7 separate regions of the Homo sapiens genome follow, and regions 1, 2, 3, 4, 6 and 7 are each linked to region 5. Evidence: chromatin contacts called from ENCODE Hi-C or POLR2A ChIA-PET data. All regions are on one chromosome and are shown on one strand. Each heading gives the region's core, a stretch centred on a gene start or an enhancer-like site at or near the end of the contact. The rest is flanking DNA. Distances are from core to core; before and after follow the strand shown.

What was found. A loop is a pair of places that touch in the nucleus more often than their neighbours do. ChIA-PET counts read pairs that join two places held with the same protein, here RNA polymerase II (POLR2A). Pooled maps may share reads with other maps.
Region 1: a loop to region 5 is called in a map of CD8-positive, alpha-beta T cell, with 6 times the contacts of the local background. The contact joins the enhancer-like site here to the promoter of SH3GLB2 in region 5. A Hi-C loop is called at or near these places in 1 of 168 maps with a recorded cell type or tissue (CD8-positive, alpha-beta T cell), 3 of 37 single-sample maps with no recorded cell type and 11 of 50 pooled maps. POLR2A ChIA-PET finds 5 or more read pairs at or near these places in 1 of 52 experiments (activated CD4-positive, alpha-beta T cell).
Region 2: a loop to region 5 is called in a map of naive thymus-derived CD4-positive, alpha-beta T cell, with 15 times the contacts of the local background. The contact joins the promoter of TRUB2 here to the promoter of SH3GLB2 in region 5. A Hi-C loop is called at or near these places in 2 of 168 maps with a recorded cell type or tissue (CD8-positive, alpha-beta T cell and naive thymus-derived CD4-positive, alpha-beta T cell), 1 of 37 single-sample maps with no recorded cell type and 13 of 50 pooled maps. POLR2A ChIA-PET finds 5 or more read pairs at or near these places in 2 of 52 experiments (GM12878 and activated T-cell).
Region 3: a pooled map shows a loop between it and region 5 (9-fold over the local background). The contact joins the promoter of PTGES2-DT here to the promoter of SH3GLB2 in region 5. A Hi-C loop is called at or near these places in 1 of 168 maps with a recorded cell type or tissue (B cell), 1 of 37 single-sample maps with no recorded cell type and 7 of 50 pooled maps. POLR2A ChIA-PET finds 5 or more read pairs at or near these places in 2 of 52 experiments (GM12878 and activated CD8-positive, alpha-beta memory T cell).
Region 4: a map of CD4-positive, alpha-beta T cell shows a loop between it and region 5 (4-fold over the local background). The contact joins the promoter of SWI5 here to the promoter of SH3GLB2 in region 5. A Hi-C loop is called at or near these places in 3 of 168 maps with a recorded cell type or tissue (CD4-positive, alpha-beta T cell, CD8-positive, alpha-beta T cell and naive thymus-derived CD4-positive, alpha-beta T cell), 6 of 37 single-sample maps with no recorded cell type and 14 of 50 pooled maps. POLR2A ChIA-PET finds 5 or more read pairs at or near these places in 1 of 52 experiments (activated T-cell).
Region 6: a loop to region 5 is called in a pooled map, with 15 times the contacts of the local background. The contact joins the promoter of BBLN here to the promoter of SH3GLB2 in region 5. A Hi-C loop is called at or near these places in 1 of 168 maps with a recorded cell type or tissue (CD8-positive, alpha-beta T cell), 3 of 37 single-sample maps with no recorded cell type and 10 of 50 pooled maps. POLR2A ChIA-PET finds 5 or more read pairs at or near these places in 3 of 52 experiments (activated B cell, activated naive CD4-positive, alpha-beta T cell and activated naive CD8-positive, alpha-beta T cell).
Region 7: a loop to region 5 is called in a pooled map, with 15 times the contacts of the local background. The contact joins the enhancer-like site here to the promoter of SH3GLB2 in region 5. A Hi-C loop is called at or near these places in 2 of 37 single-sample maps with no recorded cell type and 9 of 50 pooled maps. POLR2A ChIA-PET finds 5 or more read pairs at or near these places in 1 of 52 experiments (CD8-positive, alpha-beta memory T cell).

Annotation. Positions count from the first base shown.
Region 1 is chr9:128,248,594-128,251,537 of GRCh38, reverse strand. DNM1 (dynamin 1) reads right to left here. Exons shown (of 22, transcript NM_004408.4): 19 at 2,785-2,944; 20 at 1,182-1,423; 21 at 598-813. Among named protein-coding and RNA genes, the nearest start is that of MIR3154, 5.0 kb to the right of the region's middle. RefSeq lists silencers at 642-731, 742-1,241 and an enhancer at 1,412-1,551. Within about 2 kb of position 1,322, at least 9 of the 41 ENCODE cell types and tissues checked have a DNase peak (open chromatin) inside an H3K27ac peak, as active enhancers do; they include CD8-positive, alpha-beta T cell, where a contact is called at or near this core.
Region 2 is chr9:128,320,770-128,323,700 of GRCh38, reverse strand. TRUB2 (TruB pseudouridine synthase family member 2) reads left to right here and starts at 1,254. Exons shown (of 8, transcript NM_015679.3): 1 at 1,254-1,401; 2 at 1,971-2,102. The coding sequence starts at 1,293. COQ4 (coenzyme Q4) reads right to left here and starts at 862. Exons shown (of 7, transcript NM_016035.5): 1 at 773-862; 2 at 554-685. The coding sequence starts at 842. RefSeq lists a silencer at 575-634 and an enhancer at 1,015-1,554.
Region 3 is chr9:128,127,279-128,129,978 of GRCh38, reverse strand. It overlaps PTGES2-DT (PTGES2 divergent transcript), which reads right to left and starts at 1,450. Exons shown (of 1, transcript NR_024425.1): 1 at 1-1,450. It overlaps PTGES2 (prostaglandin E synthase 2), which reads left to right and starts at 2,250. Exons shown (of 7, transcript NM_025072.7): 1 at 2,250-2,540. The coding sequence starts at 2,262. RefSeq lists silencers at 1,240-1,349, 1,380-1,579, 2,220-2,509 and enhancers at 1,890-2,009, 2,650-2,700.
Region 4 is chr9:128,274,977-128,277,676 of GRCh38, reverse strand. It overlaps SWI5 (SWI5 homologous recombination repair protein), which reads right to left and starts at 1,401. Exons shown (of 5, transcript NM_001318089.2): 1 at 1,275-1,401; 2 at 922-970. The coding sequence starts at 1,336. GOLGA2 (golgin A2) reads left to right here and starts at 1,670. Exons shown (of 27, transcript NM_001366244.2): 1 at 1,670-1,784. The coding sequence starts at 1,701. RefSeq lists enhancers at 1,167-1,296, 2,157-2,206 and a silencer at 1,897-2,006.
Region 5 is chr9:129,026,971-129,029,670 of GRCh38, reverse strand. SH3GLB2 (SH3 domain containing GRB2 like, endophilin B2) reads left to right here and starts at 1,340. Exons shown (of 11, transcript NM_020145.4): 1 at 1,340-1,579. The coding sequence starts at 1,517. RefSeq lists enhancers at 1-363, 364-1,103, 1,788-2,351, 2,352-2,700 and silencers at 978-1,407, 1,448-1,957.
Region 6 is chr9:128,159,002-128,161,897 of GRCh38, reverse strand. BBLN (bublin coiled coil protein) reads right to left here and starts at 1,633. Exons shown (of 2, transcript NM_024112.4): 1 at 1,412-1,633. The coding sequence starts at 1,490. RefSeq lists silencers at 1,384-1,473, 1,684-1,893 and enhancers at 825-1,778, 1,779-2,732.
Region 7 is chr9:128,217,601-128,220,300 of GRCh38, reverse strand. DNM1 (dynamin 1) reads right to left here. Exons shown (of 22, transcript NM_004408.4): 2 at 1,997-2,070; 3 at 1,570-1,719; 4 at 1,049-1,252; 5 at 215-313; 6 at 1-120. Among named protein-coding and RNA genes, the nearest start is that of DNM1, 16 kb to the right of the region's middle. RefSeq lists enhancers at 565-1,520, 1,257-1,551, 1,521-2,477. Within about 2 kb of position 1,445, at least 5 of the 41 ENCODE cell types and tissues checked have a DNase peak (open chromatin) inside an H3K27ac peak, as active enhancers do.

The sequences.
Region 1 (2,944 bases), core at 73-2,572, 780 kb after region 5:
TCTCACACTCGTGTGCACGCCCACACACACATCACACACCTTTCTAGTCACACAGTCACAGCCTGGCCTCTGCTCCTGTGGGCCAGTGGCTGGACACCCCCTGGGATGGCTCAAAGGAGTCAGGGCTGGGAAGTGGGGACATCAGGGTAGCTGAAGGAAATCCACACACTCAGAGCAGATCGGGGTTCAGAGTCAGACCTAAGGTAGGCTCCCCAGGGGCTGGGAGAGGAATTGGACGGAATGGAGGATGGAGGACAGCAAGAAGAAGAAAGGAGGAGGAATGCAACGTGTGGGCGGCCGCCAAGAGTGAAAATAGAGGGAAGCGCCATGCAAGTGCTGGAAAGAAGGGGGCAGGTGGGACGAGCCCCACAGCCCCCTCCCCAGAAACGACCACCTCCGGGACTCAGCGCTCCCTCGGGGGCAGGCTCCGCCAGCCCTCGGCCACACGTGGCGTGGCTCCGGCACCCAGAGTCCGATTGCCTGGGATAGAAACGGCCGGTTCTGGCGGCCAGGTCCGATGCTCTGGAATCCAGCCCCATTTCCCTCCCGGCCACGCCCGTCCGGCAGCCTCTCCAGCCGCATTCAGCCCCTACTCACCTGGGGACCCCGGGCGGGGCGCGGTTGGGGCGCGAGGGCACCTGAGGGGGAGGGCCGAAAGGGTCAGGGGAAGCCCCCGGCCTGGAGGGCACGGGGGGCGCCCCCCCCAGGGCGGACCCAGCAGGCGGAGGCCCAGGAGCAGGGCCCCGCGACCCGGGCCGGGCTGGGGGCACGGCGGGGGCTCGGCGCTGCGGCGTGGGGCTGGACGTGGGCGACCTGAGGGCGACAGGGAGCGAGGAACAAGGAGAGGCGAGATGAGCAGCTCCGCCCACCCAGAGGCCCCGCCCCAGCCCAGTGCTGGCCACGCCCATGCACGCAAGCCCCTCCCTGCCGCACCCCTAAGGCGGTCGCCGGAGCTTAAGCCCCGCCCCCAGCGGCGCCAACGCCCCAGCTCCACCCAGCCTTGCAGCCAGCTCTCCACGGCAAGCCCCGCCCCGCGACAAGCCCCGCCCTCTCTAAGCTCCGCCCCTCGCTCCAGGTGGGAGCCACCCCGGTGACGCGGGCGCGCCACTGCCCGGTCCCGGCATTCCTCCCGCGGGCCCCGGGCTGGGGGGCTTTGGGGCCGTGGGGGCCGGCCCTGGTACCTGCGTCCGGCCGGTACGCTCTGCACCTGCAGCCAGGAGTCGTCCACGGGCGGGGGCATGGGCGTGCTGACGGTGGTCGTGTTGATGTCGCCGATGATGCTGAGCGCCTCCTTCAGTGCGTGGTACATGCGCAGCATCTCGTCGCGCCGCTGTGCCTGCTCCGCCGACTCCTCCATCAGCGTGTTCTGGTCCCCACACGAGTACAGGTTGGCCAGCAGCTCCGAGAAGATGAACTCCTTGGTCTGCGAGTAGGCAAAGAGGGAAGGAGGTGGGGACCTGATGCCTGTGCCGCCCTGGCCGCCCCACCGGGCCCTGCTGGGACTGTGAGCTGGTGTGGCTTTTCAGACGCGGCTCCTACACTGCGTAGACTGGAAGATTCACCTCCCCACCGCGCTTTTCTCACTCAGATGAGGACACTGAGGTCCACAGGAAAAGTCATCTGACCAAGGTCACAGAACCGGGAGGGGACTTAGGACCTATCATGCCACCAGAACTCTTGTCTACTCAGTTGTTTTTTTTTTTCTTCTTCCTGGAGATAGGGTCTCGCTCTTTCACCAGGCTGGAGTACAGTGGGGAGATTACCACTCACTGTAGCCTCAACCTCCTGGGCTCAAAGTTATCTTCCAATGTCAGCCTCTCCAGTAGCTAGGACTACAGGCACGTGCTACCACCAACCCCAGCTATTCTTTTTTTTTTTTTTGAGACGGAGTTTCACTCTTGTTACCCACGCTGGAGTGTAATGGCACAATCTCAGCTCACCGCAACCTCCGCCTCCCGGGTTCAAGCAATTCTCCTGCCTCAGCCTCCTGAGTAGCTGGGATTACAGGCATGTGCCACCACGCCCGGCTAATTTTGTATTTTTAATAGAGATGGGGTTTCTCCATGTTGGTCAGGCTGGTCTCAAAATCCCAACTTCAGGTGATCTGCGCACCTCGGCCTCCCAAAGTGCTGGGATTACAGGCATGAACTACCGCGCCCGGCCAACCCCCGCTATTCTTTAAAATTTTTGTGTAGAGACAAAGTCTCACTGTGTTGCCCAAGCTGGTCTTGAACTCCTGGGCTCAAGTGATCCTCCTGCCTTGTCCTCCCAAAGTGCTGGGATTACAGGCATGAGCCACCGTGCACAGCCCCTCATTATATTTCTTCTTCTTTTTTTTTTTTTTTGAGATGGAGTCTCGCTCTGTCGGCCAGGCTGGAGTGCAGTGGCAGGATCTCGGTTCACTGCAACCTCCGCCTCCTGGGTTCAAGTGATTCTCCTGCCTCAGCCTCCCGAGTAGCTGCAATTACAGGCTCACGCTACCACACCTGGCTAATTGTTCTATTTTTAGTAGAGATGGGGTTTCACCATGTTGGCCAGGCTGGTCTTAAACTCCTGACCTCACGTGATCCACCTGCCTTGGCCTCCCAAAGTGCTGGGATTACAGGTGTGAGCCACCGCGCCCAGCCCCTCATGATATTTCTATTGGACAGCTCTGGTCTGGACCGTGCCTCCCTCCCTGGACCTGGTCCCATAGGGCTGGTTGGCATCTCCCCCAGGCCAACATGGCCACCTGCATCCCCAGTGCCACAGGATTTCCCTGCCCCCATGCAGTGGAGCACGCACATTGTTAATCATGAGGTGCATGATGGTCTTGGGCATGAGGTCCCTCACGGTCTTGTTGACAATGGCCATGTATGAGTCCACAAGATTCCGGATGGTCTCCACTTGCCGTTCCAGCTGTGGGTCCATGGAATGCATGAAGCTGTCGGAGCCATTCTCCTCG
Region 2 (2,931 bases), core at 5-2,504, 710 kb after region 5:
ATAGGCGTGAGCCACTATAATAGCGCCTAGCCTGTTTTTGTTAGTAGGAATAACAGTACTTCCCAGAACTCAAAAATCTAGGAGGCATAAGAAAAACACTGTAGAACCCTAGAATGTTCTAGTCACACATCCAGCAAACATTTATTGAGCATTTACTATGTGCCAGGCACTATCCAGAAGGCTGCAGATGCAGTGGAACGAGGCAGACATGGTCCTCGACCTCGGAGTTGACTTTCTAGTAGGATATTATAAACTGATCGGTACTTATGAATCATCTATTTAGTCTAGATGTTCTCAATATGGCTGCATGACAGATTCTCCCAAGTAGTTTAAAGACAGACTTTCGGTTTCACGCCCATTTCTCCCTCCACTGCAGATTCAGATTCAGATTCAGTGCGTTTAGGTGGGATCCAGGAATCTGCATTTTCATAAACGTTCCGAGTGGTTACGAGCTGCAACCAGGTTTGGGTACCCCGACCTAGGCTATGTTCCAGTTACCCACAGGAAACGGCTCCAAGCCGCCCCCACGGGGGCGAGGCGCGGGCGGCCTTACCGTGGCGGTAGGGGTTATAGAGCGCCATCGCCGCGGAGCCGGCGGCCAACAGCCCTTTCTGCAGCGGGGAGGTGGGGAGGTGGTGCGAGTATAGCGGGCCGGCGCCGTCGCTCCTAGCCCGGAGGGGCATTTCTGCGGGGCAAGAAAAAGGCCGAGGTCAGAGGAGCCGGGCGCCCTCAGGCTCCTTCCCGCCTGCGCCCAGAACCCGGCGCCACTTGCCTGCCGCAGGCCGCTGTAGGCCCGGGAGCCCGCAGAGCCGACGGAGGACAGGGCGCAGCAGAGTCGCCATGGCAGCGGGCGTCCGCGGAGGATGGGCGGGTACGAAGAACGCCGCGATTCTGTCAGGCGACGGAGCGTCGGAGGGGTCAAAACTCACTGAAAAACCGATTCTGACGGCGTAGCCTACGGCCTTTCGAGGGGAAACATCGCTTCACGGGCAGAAGGCATGTAGGCCAAGTAGGCGAAGGAAACGCACGCGAACTGTCTACCGTCTACGTCCACCGATCCAAGACTCTCGCCATGTCACCTCGCCCCAGAAAGTGTCTGCAAAGGACACGCAACCACGCTCACTCAGCGCCGGGCCCTATTTCCTTCTCCACAGCCGGTTTTCCCCGAAGACTATAAAATGCGAACCTCTTCCGGCTGTGGAACATGGCGGCGCCCGTGGAAAGGACCACATTTGGGGGCGGGGCCTGGCGGTACTTCCGTCCAGGTCCAGCGGGTGCTGTGATCTTCAAGTATGGGGTCTGCTGGCTTGTCGCGGCTGCATGGGCTTTTCGCGGTCTATAAGCCCCCGGGGCTAAAATGGAAGCACCTGCGGGATACAGTGGAGCTACAACTTCTGAAGGGTGAGTGCCTCGAACCAGACCCACGTTCCCGCTCTCGTTCTCTTGGAAGTCCATCTCCGCTTCTGGTCCTTACCCCAAAACAAAATCACGTGACCTATTCACCTGGGCAGAGCGCTTTCCCAAACGCCTGTTCTCTGTGCTTTCTTACTCCTCACTTTCCTCTGTTTTCCGAGGGGGAAACTGACTCAGTATTGTTCCTTGTCACACGGTTACTACGTTGTAGAGTCTGTTTGAATCCGCCTGTTTCTTAACTACTGCTATACTGCCCTCTGCACCATGGGCTTCTGCTTTGTCTTCTACATCATACTTCCCTGTTGTCTAATCCCCCAAGTGTTTGGACAGAACAAGATATTCCTGGTCAGCATCGTGGTGCACGCCTGTAATCCCAGCTACTCTGGAGGCTGAGGCAGGAGGATCGCTTGAGCCCAAGAGTTTGACGTTACAGTGAGCTATGATGGCGCCATTGCACTTCAGCCTGGGCTACAGAACGAGGCCCTGTCTCTTAAAAAATATTTTATATGTACATATATTTGTATGTATGTGTGTATATATTATCTCTGTGTGTTCAGGTCTCAATGCCAGGAAGCCTCCCGCTCCTAAACAGCGTGTTCGCTTCTTGCTGGGCCCCATGGAAGGCAGCGAAGAGAAGGAGCTGACCCTCACAGCCACCAGCGTACCCTCTTTCATCAACCATCCACTGGGTAAGGCAGATTTAAGCAGGATCCTGTGTGTCACTTCCCAGGAAATCCCTGAGCCGAGTCAGTGTCCCAGTGCTCAGATTCCTGTGCCAGGCCCTTGAAGGTCCACAGAGGAGTGAGGTATTAGACCAGGAATTGGCAGATTTCCTTGGAAAGGGCCAGATACTGAATGTTTTAGTTTTCAGGCCATGTGATTTCCGTTGGAACTGCTCAACTCTGCCAATGTAGTGCCAAACAGCTATAGACAGTATCTAAAGGAATGAGCCTAGCTGTATTCCAATAGAACTTTATGAATATTCATATTTGAACTTCAGGTAATTTTCACGTGTCACTAAGTACAGTTGCCTCTGAGTCCATGAGTTCCACATCCCATGATCCAGCTTCAGATTGGCAGTATTTGGGAAGAAAAACACAAAGTTCCAAAAAGCAAAACTTGAATTTGCTGTGCACCTAGTACTGTGTTGAATCCACTCAAGGTGATGCATAGGCATTATATTAGGCATTATAAGTAATCTAGCTAGGCGTGGTGGCTCACGCCTGTAATCCCAGCATTTTGAGAGGCCGAGGAGGGTGGATCATGAGGTCAAGAGATCGAGACCATCCTGGCCAACATGGTGAAACCCCGTCTCTACTAAAAATACAAAAATTAGCCGGGAGTGGTGGCAGGCGCCTGTAGTCCCAGTTGCTCAGGAGGCTGAGGCAGGAGAATCACTTGAACCCGGGAGGCGGAGGTTGCAGTGAGCCGAAATTGTGCCACTGCACGCCAGCCTGGCAACAGAGCGAGACTCCGTCTCAAAAAAAAAAAGGTAATCTAGAGATGATTTAAAATATA
Region 3 (2,700 bases), core at 201-2,700, 900 kb after region 5:
CCTGACATCAGTCAGGCTCGCCCGCAGTTATCTGGAGGCCTGTCTCCCTGTGATGCTGTGCTTCAGTGGTCACGCTCCTAGTCCGCCTTCATGTTCCATCCTGTACACCTGGCTCTGCCTTCCAGATAGCAGTAGTCAATTAGTGAAAATACTAATAGTCCCTGATATGCAGAAATAATGGCGTAAGCTGTCTTTCTCTTTGTCTCCTCTCCCTCTCTGCCTCCGCTGCCAGGCAGGGAAGGGCCCCCTGTCCAGTGGACACGTGACCCACGTGACCTTACCTATCATTGGAGGTGACTGACATTCTTTACCCTGCCCCTTCTGCCTTGTATCCAATAAATAACAGTGCAGCCAGACATTCGGGGCCACTACCGGTCTCCGCGCATTGGTGGTAGTGGTCCCCCGGGCCCAGCTGCCTTTTCTCGTCTCTTTGTCTTGTGTCTTTATTTCTACACTCTCTCGTCGCCGCACACAGGGAGAGACCTACCGACCCTGTGGGGCTGGACCCTACAGCGCCCTGTGTCACCTCGGCAGCTTAAGCACGTGCAACTGGTTGCTCTGTAAGCTGCTCACATTTGGCAAGGCTGCGAGGCCACACCAGCAAAGCCAGGTGGCTGGAGATGCTGACCCAGCAGAGCATCGCGCTCCCCGCCCCGGGCCAGACCCTCCTACTAAGCCCAGCAGGCCAAACACGGACCCGCCCCCCTCAAGTGCCTAGGTGTCCCCGGGGCCTGAACACATCAAGTTACATTTTGATGGAGTTAGAATCCGGAAAATCAAGAGTGTGGAAGATCAGGAGCAATTAATGTAAACAGGAGGAGGATGAAGCTGGGAGGAGCAGGAGCTAGCAAGCAGGAGCTAGCAAGCAGGAGCGTGAGAGTGGCGCTGGGAGAAGGCCTGGATAGGGATAGAGTAGAGCACAGAACATGGGGGTCACCCTCAACCACCCCTAAACACTCTAAGCTCGAGCAGTCCCTCAACTCCTGGTCTGTAAAGTGGCTGAAGGAAGTGGGTGGAGCAAAACCCATATGGGCGAGTGTCCCAGCAGCTGCCTCAGTTTCCCTATCTGTAAAACGGGGCTGGGGACCTGCAGCTCTCACGGGACTGGTTACCCGCTCGCGGGTGCTCGCCCTGCATCCGAGACAGCACCTACAACTCCAAACCCACTCGGGGCGGGTCGAGGTGGGCCCTTCGGTCCCTTCGAAGCCAACATCCCGATTCCCCTTCCCGGGAAGGCACCCCCGGAAACGCCAAGGTCGCTCCAGCAGTCTCCTCGGGTCACCCGCTTCCCCGAAGCCGTCGTCCTCGCCTTCCGCTCTCGTCTTCACCGGCATACTCAGGTCCCCGCTGGGGACTGACACTGCGGGCTCGGTCGCCGCAAGGACTGGAAGGAAGGTGGAAGATGCGGGGCGAAAGCGGAGCGAGAAGAGTGGGACGCGGCGGAGCAGCAGAGCCGGGACTCAGAGCTCCCCCCTCGCCCCGCCCCTCTCCCCGCCCACTCTGCGAGTCCCGCCCCCTCTCGGGCGCCGGGCGGGGCCATCCCGGGGCTGTCCGCGGAGACGCCTATGCGGTGGAGGCTCCGGGCTTCAGCTAGGGCGGGGGAGCCCAGCAGAAGGACCGAGCAGCCTGGCACCCCACTTTGCCATCCTCTCCCTGGAAATCTCGGGGTCGGCGGGCCGGCCGCTTCGCGTGGGCGAAATCAGAGACACGTGGTTTCCAAGGCCCCTTCGGGTTCGGGAAAATTTTATGGTTCGGGTCACAGTAGGAAGCGGACAATGAGGCGGGAGGGCAGAGAGAACCGCAACACCTGGTGCCGGGTCGGGTCGTTTCCGGGGCTTTCAGTGGCCGGAAGTCGCGGCGCCTGTACTGACTCTAGGAAGGGCTGGAGTTGTTTTGAATGGGCGCCCGTAAGAGAGGTGGGCAAGTACGTGTTACAGACGGCCACGCCGCCCTTTAGGCGGTCAAGGTGGGGCGAGGAGACGTTCGCCCCCCTGCAGTCGGCCGGGTCACTACCCAAGAGCCTTTGGAGGCGGAAGCATGGAACGGTCTGCAAACGTTCCCGAGCGGGCCTCTGCGGCTCTGGCGGGCGTTTCGAACTTGGGCGCCGGGCACACGCCCAGTCCCGAGAGCGCTGAGGGTTCCCTTAGCGTCGCCCTCACCCCGGCCAACCCGCGGGGCGCCAGAGTCCTGGCCCTTTAAACGCCGCGCGTGCCTCGGCGTCTTCGTTTCGCGCGCCCGCCCGCGGCGCCGGCGGAGCGAACATGGACCCGGCTGCGCGGGTGGTGCGGGCGCTGTGGCCTGGTGGGTGCGCCTTGGCCTGGAGGCTGGGAGGCCGCCCCCAGCCGCTGCTACCCACGCAGAGCCGGGCTGGCTTCGCGGGGGCGGCGGGCGGCCCGAGCCCCGTGGCTGCAGCTCGTAAGGGGAGCCCGCGGCTGCTGGGAGCTGCGGCGCTGGCCCTGGGGGGAGCCCTGGGGCTGTACCACACGGCGCGGTGGCACCTGCGCGCCCAGGACCTCCACGCAGAGCGCTCAGCCGCGCAGGTAAGGCCTGGCCCGGCCGGGGATGGGGATGCTGATCAGCGCCGAACTCGGGACTCCTGGGAACCCGCAGGGTCAGGAGTTGCCTCTGCCTGCTTGTGACCTTGGGCGAGTGACTTGGTCTGAAGTCTCCGAACCCTCTGTATTCTTTTGTGTAAAATAG
Region 4 (2,700 bases), core at 152-2,651, 750 kb after region 5:
ATTATTTTTTTGCCTGTGGCTCCTGGAGGGCAGGGGGCTATCTGGCATACACCTGCATTGCAGCAGTTGCTAAATCAATGAACAAATACCAAGTCTTTCCCGATCTAACTTCTTTTTTGTTTTTGAGACTTGTCTAGCTCTGTTGTCCAGGCTGGAGTGCAGTGGTGCAATCTCGGCTTACTGCAACCTCCACCTTCCGGGTTCAAGCAATTCTCCTGCCTCAGCCTCCTGAGTAGTTGGGATTACAGGCCTGCACCACCACGCTCGGCTGATTTTTTTGTATTTTTAGTAGAGACAGGGTTTCATCATGTTGGGCAGGCTGGTCTTGAACTCCTGACCTCAAATGATCTGCCCGCCTCAGCCTCCCAAAGTGCTGGGATTACAGGTGTGAGCCACTGCACCCGGCCCTCACGATCTACCTTAAGAGTGGTGGTAGTTGTAGTGGCAACTCCATCTGGGGGATGAGAGAAGGAGTAGGCTGCGTTTTGGGGGTGGCTTGCCAGCGAAGAGGAGAGACTATTAGCAACGAAAGGAGTGGCCAGGGTGAACGCCAAGCATTTTCCTGACTGGGGAGCTATGGGTTTGTTTAAAGGCAGGGCTGGGTGAGGGGTGAAAAGAGCGAGGAGGAGAGATGGCTGGTGCTGGACTGGAGTGAAAGGCATCTGAGGAGCCAGGAGACAGGATGGGGAGGGAGAGGAGTTAGCCTAGGACAGGACAGGATAACACTTCTTTGAAGACTGGCGGGCATGAGGAAAGGAAGGGGAGGGATTCGGGAATGACCTGGCGGTTCTCAGTCGACTGGGAGAAGATATGGAAGAGGGCCAAGCGGGGATTGGCTGCTGTTGGGATGGGGAGTGGGGCCGGGAGCGCACAAGGGAAGGTCGAGGATGGGAAAGGGGGTGTGGGGGAAGAAATACTCACAGGGGATCGGAAGGCCCCGCGGCAACTTCGGGTAAGTCTTGGTTCAGTCCTAGAGAGGAATCCGAGGGGAAAGTCTGATTGGACCCACAGCCCGCTGTGAGGACGGGGTACTGTGGGGATGCGGGAGGAGGAGCAGTTGGGAAGTAGGAGCGCCAGGGACTGGATCCATCTGGAAAGGGGGCAGACACGCTCTCAGGATCAGGGTAGAGACCCTCTAGGAAGGGGGCGTTCTGAGACGGGGGTTGTCTGGAGCACTGGATGGGAGTCTTTGGAGGTGATTTCTGGGAAGGGAGAGTCTGGGGCAGGGCTGTGAGGAGTCAGGAAAGAAACTGTGGAGTCCGTTCCTCGCCCACCTCCTGAGCCCTGGGGTCCGAGGCCCCCGGATCAGGGGGTTCAATGGCGCAAGAGGGTCCAGCGCGGGAGTCGGAGAGCGACCTCTCAGGTGCACCGGGCCAGGAACTCTGACCCGGAGTGTGAACTGGCGCACAGAAAGCTGCGCGCGCACCCAAGGAAAGCCGGCCCCGCCCCTCTCCCGAGGTGGGCGGGGACAGCGGTTGCGTGCGCAGCTTTTGTTGTGACGCCACAGGTCCCTCTGGCCACGCCGCTGCATAGCCACGCCCCCTTCCGCTTCATATTTCTCATTGACCAATGGGCTTTGATCTTTGAGGCCACGCCCCCATTCTGCGCTCCAGTATCGCCCTGGTTACGCCTCCTCTGGCTCCGTCGCACAGCTGCGCGGTGGCTGACTGACTTCCGCAGTGGTTGCCGGGATCGCGCTGATGTGGCCCCAACCCCGCCTCCCTCCCCGCCCCGCGATGTCGGAAGAAACCCGACAGAGCAAATTGGCCGCAGCGAAGAAAAAGGTAAAGTGCACCGGGTCGCGGCCCCCCGACCCAGCCCCAGCCCCACTCCGATGGCAGGACCATGGCCAGAGTCTCTGCCACTCCTGAGGCACACCGGGCTGGGCTCCCCACGGCGCGTCCGGGCTCCCTCCACCAAAGTCTTGTCAGCCAGCCCCGCCCCCTCAGCCGCCCAGCCCCCGCCCTCGCCAGTCGCCCCCGGGTGACTTTGGGCTGGTGCTCCCGGGGCTCCCCGCTCCAGACTCGGCCCTCACCTCCTGCCCCCCGAAGTCCGACCTCCCTGGGCTCTTTGGGCTGGCGTCTCCAAGGACCTAGGACCCCAGCAATTCAGCCCCTGCCCTCGCCAGTGACTTTGGGCCCGTGACTCCCGGGGCCCCCCGCTCCAGACTCGACCCTCACCTCCTGCCGCCCCAAACCGGACCTCCCGGGGTTCTTTGGTCTCGGGTCTCCAAGGACCTGGGTCCTGGCCCTGCGGTCCCCTCCCCCATCGCGGAGCGGCGACTTGGACGTCGCGCTGATGTTCCCCCTAGGAGTGGAATGTAGTGACGTCACAATCCCCCTCGGAACCGTAATTAGTTGCGCGAGACCAGTCTTTGATCTTAGGACCCAGTCCCCTAAGTGTTCTCATCCCGCTTCTGGTTCCTCTGGTCACAGCATAAATTTCCAGCTGGAAGGGGATTGGGGACTATGGGACCTAGGAGGGAGAGGTTTCAGGCTGCCTTACACCCTTAACATAGACATTGACAGTGTGAAAAGCCTACACTTCACCCGTGAACTGAAAACATTGGCAGTATCTCTGGGTGGCAATGTGAGAACGGGATTGGTTTGGTTTTCCCCCAGGCTTCTACTCTCCAGAGAGACTTTAACATTTTTTTCTGACTTCTCCACCTCATATTCGAATTCTCCATGGTTCTGGGAC
Region 5 (2,700 bases), core at 91-2,590:
AGGTTATCACACATCTGTGCTCCCAGGGCAGCTCATTCTCTCCACCCTGACAGTCACCCAACCTTTGATCTCCTCCTCTCACCACACAGGGGGCTCCAGGCCCCAGCTCCAGAACCCCCTCCCTTCCCGTGACCGCCACCCCAACCCTCCTCCAATTTGGGGAAGCCACAGGGCCTCCCAGGCTGACAAACAGCTGTTCCAGCGGTGGAGGGCAAGTCCCAAGCCTGACTCCGGCTCAGTCACCAAGGTCAGGGCAGAAGAGAGGAGGAGAGGTCAGAGAGGAGGAGTAACGGGAGGAAACCCAAGGGAAACAGAGTGGAAGAAATGGGAATGGGAGGGAGGGGGTGTGAATAAAGAGCGGAGATGAAGAGGCACAAACAGGGGAGAGGCAGCAGGCCTGGGTGGTGGGAGGAGAAAGCAAGAGAGGCCCATTTTAGAGATCTGTTGCACATATTGGTGACTACTCAGTCACTTAGTGACTTTGGGAGACTGAGGCAGGCAGATTGCCTGAGATCAGGAGTTCAAGACCACCCTGGGCAACATGGCAAAACCTTGTCTCTCCTAAAGTACAAAAAATTAGCGGGGCATGTTGGTGGGCGCCTGTAGTCCCAGCTACTCGGGAGGCTGAATGAAGCAGGAGAATCGCTTGAGCCCGGCAGGTGGAGGCTGCAGTGAGCCGAGATCGCGCCACTGCACTCCAGCCTGGGCGACAGAGCAAGACTCTGTCTACAAAAAAAAAAAAAAAGTATTGCATATTTCAAAATTGCTAAAAGAGTACATTTGAAATGTTCTAACCACAAAAAAAGTAGGTGAGGTGATGGATATGTCAATTAACTTGATTTCATCATTCCACAATTTCATCACCTTGTAGGCCGTAAATATATATTTATCAATTAAAACTTTTGAAAAGCATTGGTAAGATGGCAAATAATATGTAATTATGGCGTGTACCTGCAATCATCTAAGAGCACATGTGTTCCAGTTTTAATAATTTTAGTAAAAGGAAAAAAAGAGGCCGGCCCAATCCGCGGCGGCAGGCGCATGGGGGCAGCAGCGAGCACTGCCCAGCAGCGAGCCCTGCCCAGCACAACCTGCTCCCCAGACCAACCCCCGCTCTGGCCGCGCCAAGGCCTCGCCCCCACCCATGTAGCTCCGCCCCACTGCCCTCTCGCTCCGCCCCTGTCCCGCCAGTCCCGCCCCCTCCGACTCCGCCCGGCTTCCGCCAACCAGCCCGGCCCCCGCCCCTCTAGCTCCGCCCCACTGCCGTCCCGTCCCGCCCCGGCACCGCCAGCTCCGCCCCCGCCCCTCTGGCTCCGACCCGCGGCCTCCGCGCCCCGCCCTGCGCGCTCGGGCTGGCTCGGCGGCTGCGGCGGGCGGGCAGGCGGGCAGGCCGGCAGGCGGGTGCGCGGAGGGCTGGTGCCCCGCAGCAGGTGGGCGGGGTGCGGTTGGCGGCGGCGGCTGGGCCGGGGGCTGCCGGCTGCGCTCGGGCCGTGCGCGGCGGCCGTGCGGGCACGCCATGGACTTCAACATGAAGAAGCTGGCGTCGGACGCGGGCATCTTCTTCACCCGGGCGGTGCAGGTGAGGCCTGGCGTCGCGCCGTGCGCCGGGGGCCCGGATGTGCGGCGGGCGGGGAGCACCCTGCGGCAGACGCCTGGGGACGCGGGAAAGCCCTCCCGGGCTGCTGCCCTCGTCCCCGCCGCGGCACACCTCTGCCCCCCTGAGCCCTTGCTGACCGGAAGAGGGAAAGAGCCCGTGCGGCCCGAGCCGGGCCTTGGCCCTGCTGCCTGGGGCGAGGCACCGGTGCCCACCCTTTGGGCTGGTTGGGTTACCCTGCTCCCCTGGCGCCTGCCTGGCTGAGGAGGGGAGGAGGCACCGGCTGGGTGCTACCTCCCTGCCCTTGTCCAGCAGTGACTGGCGCCTGGCGGGGCATTTAGCGACCTGGGTCCCAGGCCCAGGGACTCATGCGTCCACCACAACCCCTTCTCCGAGCCTCAGTCTCCGCACCTGTGCAATGGGCGGCTGGTGCCATGAGTCCCTCATGGCCATTTCACACGTTTGGATAGTCAGGCCGGAAGCCAGGAGTTGTTTCTTTTCTGCTCCACGGGAGGTCTGTTTCCTTGGTCCCTGGGCCTGGGGGATGGAGAGAGGGCTGGGGTCTGGCTGGGAAGCTGTCCAGGCCCACGATGCTGAGATTGGAAGAAGTCCTATCCGTTTAGGGGCAGAGAGTAACAGGCAACTCAACATCATGGGAAGACCTAGGGTCAGGTGTGGGTGGGAATGTGCCCTCCTGTGACCTTGGGGGAGGGGCCTTCATCTCACTGGGCCTCAGTTTCTCAGTCTGAAAAATGGGATCAGTATTCCTGCCTCCCAGGACAGATGCGAGGATTCTGTGGGACTCTGCATATGTGTGCTCACCAAAGGCAAGCTCATTATTGGTGTCAAAGTGGTTAATATTGCACCTGTGCAGCATGTGACCTTGGACAAGTCACTTCTCTCAGAGCCCCGCCCTCCCCTTCTGTAAATCTGGTGTAACACCGTGGTTATGGGATTCAGTGGGATTCCGCAGGCCCGGGGCTGGCCCATCCCAGGGTTCTGGGAGCAGGTCCTGTAGTCTTGTCTTTGTCGTTGTCGTTGTCATCGTTGTTGTTTCTGTTGAGTACAGTTCTCTCCCCACCCCCAACCCGGGCACTCCCCTCCCC
Region 6 (2,896 bases), core at 384-2,883, 870 kb after region 5:
GCCAAGGCGGGTGGATCACCTGAGGTCAGGAGTTCGAGACCAGCCTAGCCGACGTGGTGAAACATTGTCTCTACTAAAGATGTATAAAAATTAGCCAGGCGTGGTGGCAGGCGTCTGTAGTCCCAGCTACTCGGGAGGCTGAGGCATGAGAATCGCTTGAACCCAGAAGGCGGAGGTTGCAGTGAGCCAAGATCACGCCACTGTACTCCAGCCTGGGCAACAGAGCAAGACTCCGACTCAAAAAAAAAAAAAAAGCTCAGACAGGATCTGGCCACAGCAAGTACTTAGTGGATGGTCATTATTATCAATATTTCGAACTCTGTGTCCTGGGATACAGGCTAGGAGGAGGAATTGGGGAGGCAGGTGCCCCACACCCCTCCAGGCCAGGCTTTATCTGTGTCAAGGGTACTTCCCAGTTCCAAGCCTTTGCTTCTGCCTGGGACACCACCCTCCTCCCCACTGTTCTAAGTCCTGTCTGCCAACATCCACTTAATGTGACCTCCTGGGAAGCTCTTCCTGATGCTCCCAACAGCATTGCCCAATGCAGAGCTACCTGAAACTATTGTGATGGATGTACAACCCTGGGAATACACAAAAGCCTACTGAACTGTACAGTATGGGTAAGTTGTATAGCTCAATAAAGCTGTTACGCCAAACAAAACAAAGAGCATGCACCATACTTACACCACATTTACTAAATCCTCAGTGTATGTTAACATGCCAATCTTTACTATACCAAAGATAATAATGACGATAACCATTTACTGAACTCTTGCATGCTAGAACCTGCTAAGGATTTTCCTTTTTTTTGCATTTAATTCTGACACATCCCAGTGCAGCAGACACTAATCGTTATTCCTATTTTATAGAGGGGGAAACTGAGGCTGAAGAAGGTGAGAAGGGAGCCGATGGTTCTCTTCACACCCCACCCCTGCACTCGTAAGCACGCAAAAGGCTGCTCTGTAAGCTGCTGACATTTGGCAAGGCTGTGAGGCTACACCAGCAAAGCCGGGTGGCTGGGGATGCTGAATCGGCAGAGCGACGCCCCCGCGTCCCCAACTCCACGTCCCGGCCCGGCCCCTCCGCTAAGCTCAACCCTGCCTCCCTCAGGTGCCTCGGTCTCCCCCAGGACTGAAGGAAGTGGTGGAGCAAGGCCCACAAGGGCGAGTGTCCCCGAAGCTGCCTTAGTTTCCCCATCTGTAAAACGGGACTGGTGACCTGCAGCTCTCACGGGGCTGGGAACCGGCTCGCGGGTGCTCGCCCTGCATCCGAGACAGCACCTACAACTCCGGACCCGCTCGGGGCGGAATGGGTGGGCTCTTTGTTCCCTTCCGAGACCCCATCTCGATTCCCCTTCCCGGGAGGGCAGCCCTGAAAATGCAAGGTTGCTCCAGCAGCCCCCTCGGGTCACCTGCTTCCCCGAAGCCGTCCTCCTCGCCTTCCGCTCCCGCCTCCACCGGCATCCCCAGGTCTCCGTTGGGGCCCGACATTGCGGGCTCGGGCGCCCGAAGGGCCGCGCGACGATGGAACGCGGCGACCGTCGCGCCGAAAGCCGGCGCCGGATGGAAGGTGGAGGCGGCGGATAGAACACGGGCCGGAAGGGTAGAACGCGGCAGCAGATCTCCGCCCAGAGGCCGGTGCCCCGCCCCTGAAGCCGGAATCCCGCAGCTCCCGCTCCGCCCCGCCCCGCCCCCAGCCGGAACTCCGCCCCCGCCGCTGTTCTGGCCCCGCCCTACCTCCAGACTCCACCCCCACCACCGGACTCCCGCCTCCACCTCCCTCACAGTCGAACTCCGCCCATTCCGCCCCCGGCCTCGCCCCTCTCCCGGGCGCTGGGCGGGGCCACCACGGGGCTGCCCCTGGAAAAGCCCAGGAGTAGGGAGGTCCGGGAGGAGCGGCGGGAGACCGTCCAAGCCCATCTGCTGCTTCGGCCCCTCCGCGTTGGCGAAATCGAAAACGGGGTTTCCTTGTTATTTTTTGAGATAGGGCCTGGCCCTGTCTTCCAGGCTGGAATGCAGTGGGGTGATCTCTGCCTCCCAGCCTGAAGCGATCCTCCCACCTGAGCCTCCAGAGTAGCTGGGACTACAGACGGCTGCACCACGCTGGCTATTGTATTTTTTGGAGACGGGGGGGGGGGGGGGGGAGGGGTTTCGCCATGTTACCCAGGCTGCTCTCGAACTCCTGAGCTCGAGCCATCCACCCGCCTCAGCCTACCAAAATGCTGGGATTACAGGCACGAGCTACTGGGCCCAGCCTTGGAAACGGGGTTTCCACACCTCTTGTGGCTTCCGGATATACCTCTTGTGGCTTCCGGATATTCTTCTTCACAGCCTCGCTGAGAGTCACGAAGGGTCTCCTTCCTCTTTGCCTCTCTGCCTGCACCCCAGTGGAGAGGACCCAACACCCCTACCCCTGGATCTGGGCCTTCCTGGTCTTCAGCGCTTCTCTTAGGGCTCATTGGTTACAACCTGTGGGTGGGAATCAGGCTGGACTCCAGCTCTGGACAAGAGAAACAGGAACATTAGCTAGGCGGGGTGGCTCCCACCTGTAATCCCAGCGCTACGGGAGGCCGAGGTGGGAGGATTGCTTGAGCCTAGGAGTTGGAGACCAGCCTGGGAAACATAGTGAGACACCCTACTCCCACCCCCGCCCACTCAGCCCCCCCCACCCCCGTCTCTACAGAAAGCACAAAAAAAATTAGCCAGACCTGGTGGCATGCACCTTAGTTGCAGCTGTTTGGGAGGCTAAGGCAGGAGGATCACTTGGGCCCAGGAGTTCGAGGCTATAGTGAGCTATGACTGCACCACTGCACTACAGCCTGGGCAACAGAGTGAGACCCTGTCTTTAAAAAAAAAAAAATTAATTAATTAATTAAAAATAAAATGTTTAATTAGCC
Region 7 (2,700 bases), core at 196-2,695, 810 kb after region 5:
CAGCCAAGTGGCGATAAGATGGATGGGAGAGGAAGAACTTTCGTTCAGCAGCCAAGGCGGCGGTAATGTCCTTCTTGCCATCAATGTCCTTCTGGCTCCGGTTCACCACTCCAATGTAGCCTGTGAACAGTATCAAGGTCAGGGCAACCAGCCTCAAGAGGAGGGGAAGGGTGGGGAAGGGCTGGGGAGTGGTTGAGGGGCATGGCCTGCTTACCTCTGCGCAGGGGGAGCAGCTTGTTCTCCAGCACATCACGGGCATCTGTGCCCTCGTCCATCAGGTCCAGCTTGGTGATGACCCCGATGGTGCGCTGGCCTGGGTGCACCAGCAGGAGGGCCGTCTACAGCTGCACCCGCTCTCACACACAATTCCATGCACTCCCACTCCCATCCCCCTGCTCTCCTCGGCCCCCTGCCTGCTCACTGCCTCCTCTCTTTCCCCCTTATTCATTTTCCACAGAGTAGCCAAAATGATTTTTATTTATTCTTCTTGTTTTTTTATTTGTTAGAGATGGGATCTCGCTTTGTTGCCAGGCTGGTTTCCAACTCCTGGCTTCAAGCGATCCTCCCAAGTTGGCCTCCCAAAGTGCTGGGATTACAGGCATGAGCCACTGCACCCAGCCTTTTTTTCTTTTTTGAGACAGGGTCTCACTCTTGCCCATGCTGGACTGCAGTGGTGCGAGTAGGGCTCACTGCAGCCTCAACCTCCTGGGCTCAAGTGATTCTCTGGCCTCAGCCTCACGAGTAGCTGGGACCACAAGCGTGCACCACGGTGCCCGGCTAATTTTTAAATTTTTTGTAGAAATGGGGTCTCACTAGGTTGCCCAGCCTTGTCTCGAACTCCTGGGCTCAAGCAATCCTCCCGGCTTGGCCTCCCAAAGTGCTGGGATTACAGGCATGAGCTACCATGCCTGACCCCCAAAGTGATTTTTAAAGGTACAAATCTGATCCCACCGCTATTCTTAGACCGTTCAGAGGCTCCCCTTTACACTAAGAATAGACAGCCTGCAAGCCTGGGGTTTTGTGCATTGGCCACCGGGTGGGAACCTACCCTGGGGGTCCACCTCCTTGGCGACCTTGAGGGCGTCAGAATTGGCCAGGTCAGAGTTGGCGGGGGACACGGCCAGGATGAGGCAGTTCTCCTTGGTGACAAACTGCATAAGCATGTCTCGGATCTGGAACTCGATGTCGGGAGGTTGGTCCCCCACCGGGACCTTGGTCATTCCGGGCAGGTCCACCAGGGTCAGGTTCAGCACTGGACAGGGCGGCGAGAGGGCGGGCTCAAGGCGAGGGGCGTGGCCGCGGGCGAGGTTAAAGAATAGGGCGGGGTTAGAGAAGCTGCTTGGGAGCAGGGTGGCAGGTGGGTGGGACTAGGAAATCTCAGGGCGAAAGTGGCAGTCTGTTGGAGGCGTGGCCGGAAGTGGGCGGAATCACGGCAGGGTGGAGCTTGGAATAGGATGATGCAGAGGCAGGGTCATTCTAGGGGCGGAGTCTGCAGGAGGAGCGAGGCACGCAGAGGTGCGTGGCCAAGAAAATGATTCTTAGAGGTTAGGGCGGGGCCAGGGTCCTCACCGTGCGGCGAGTAGACGCGGAGGTTGATAGGCACCGGCGAGATGCCCTTGTTGGTGCCGGTGACCCTGTCGGTCTCGGCCTCGATCTCAAGGCGCACCTCCTCGAAGTCGGTGAATTTCTTTCCCTTGCAGTGCAGGAACTCGGCATATTCTGCTCCAGAAGCGGGCAGGGGAAGGGCAGTAGGCATCAAGGTCTGGAACCCCACCTGGGGGTTTTCATCTCCCACCGGTAATAGAACCCCCTAGACACACCCAAGCAGAACCACCACCCACGTCTCCATTATGTATTTTGATCCCCGCTATCCCTAAGGGGAACGAGGCCCACAGTCACACAGCAAGCAAGTTCGTGGCCAGGCTGGCCCTCAGCTTGGGGACGGGGGAGAGGCTGGAGTGGGCAGGCCTGGCTGCTGGTGAAGGAGGGCACGTACCTGTGGTTGCATTGACCAGCTGCAAGACCAGGGGACGTCGGGTGACAATGCCAGATCCTCGAGGCAAGAAGTCCCTGCAATGAGTTGGAGGTCAAAGGAGGGTCAAGATATGAGGGGGCGCCCTCTGTCCCAGGGGTACCTGTCCGGCCCCTGGGAAAGCCAAAGCTCCTTCCAAAGTGCTGGCTCCACCGCTCCTTAGCCCAGGGGCTTCAGGTAACTAAGAGCATATGGCAGCCCAGAAAGGTGGAAAATACTTTTCCTCAAGTCGCCTGGGTCACAGAATTTATGCATCTGAGCTGCCAAGAGACTGGATCAACTCCTAGATACGTCCTGTGTTGGTTTTGAACCAATAGGAAGTCCCTGCCCCAACTCAGCCACGGCCATTCAGCCCCAGAAAACTGAGGCATGGGGTCTCCCACATGCCTATGTGTCCAATGCCCACAGAGTGGATCCCAGGAAACAGAGCTGTAACTTCTCCCCTCCCTTCCGCTGTGGGGCAGGGCAGCATCTCACTTCCCCTTCTCCAGGCTCCATATGGCTAGGGTTGAAGAAGAGTGGGGAAGGAGGTGGCAAGGAAAAGGACTCATGGGCCGGGCGCGGTGGCTCACGCCTGTAATCCCAGCACTTTGGAGGCTGAGGCGGGCGGATCACCTGAGGTCAGGAGTTTGAGACCAGCCTGGCCAACATGGTGAAACCCTGTCTCT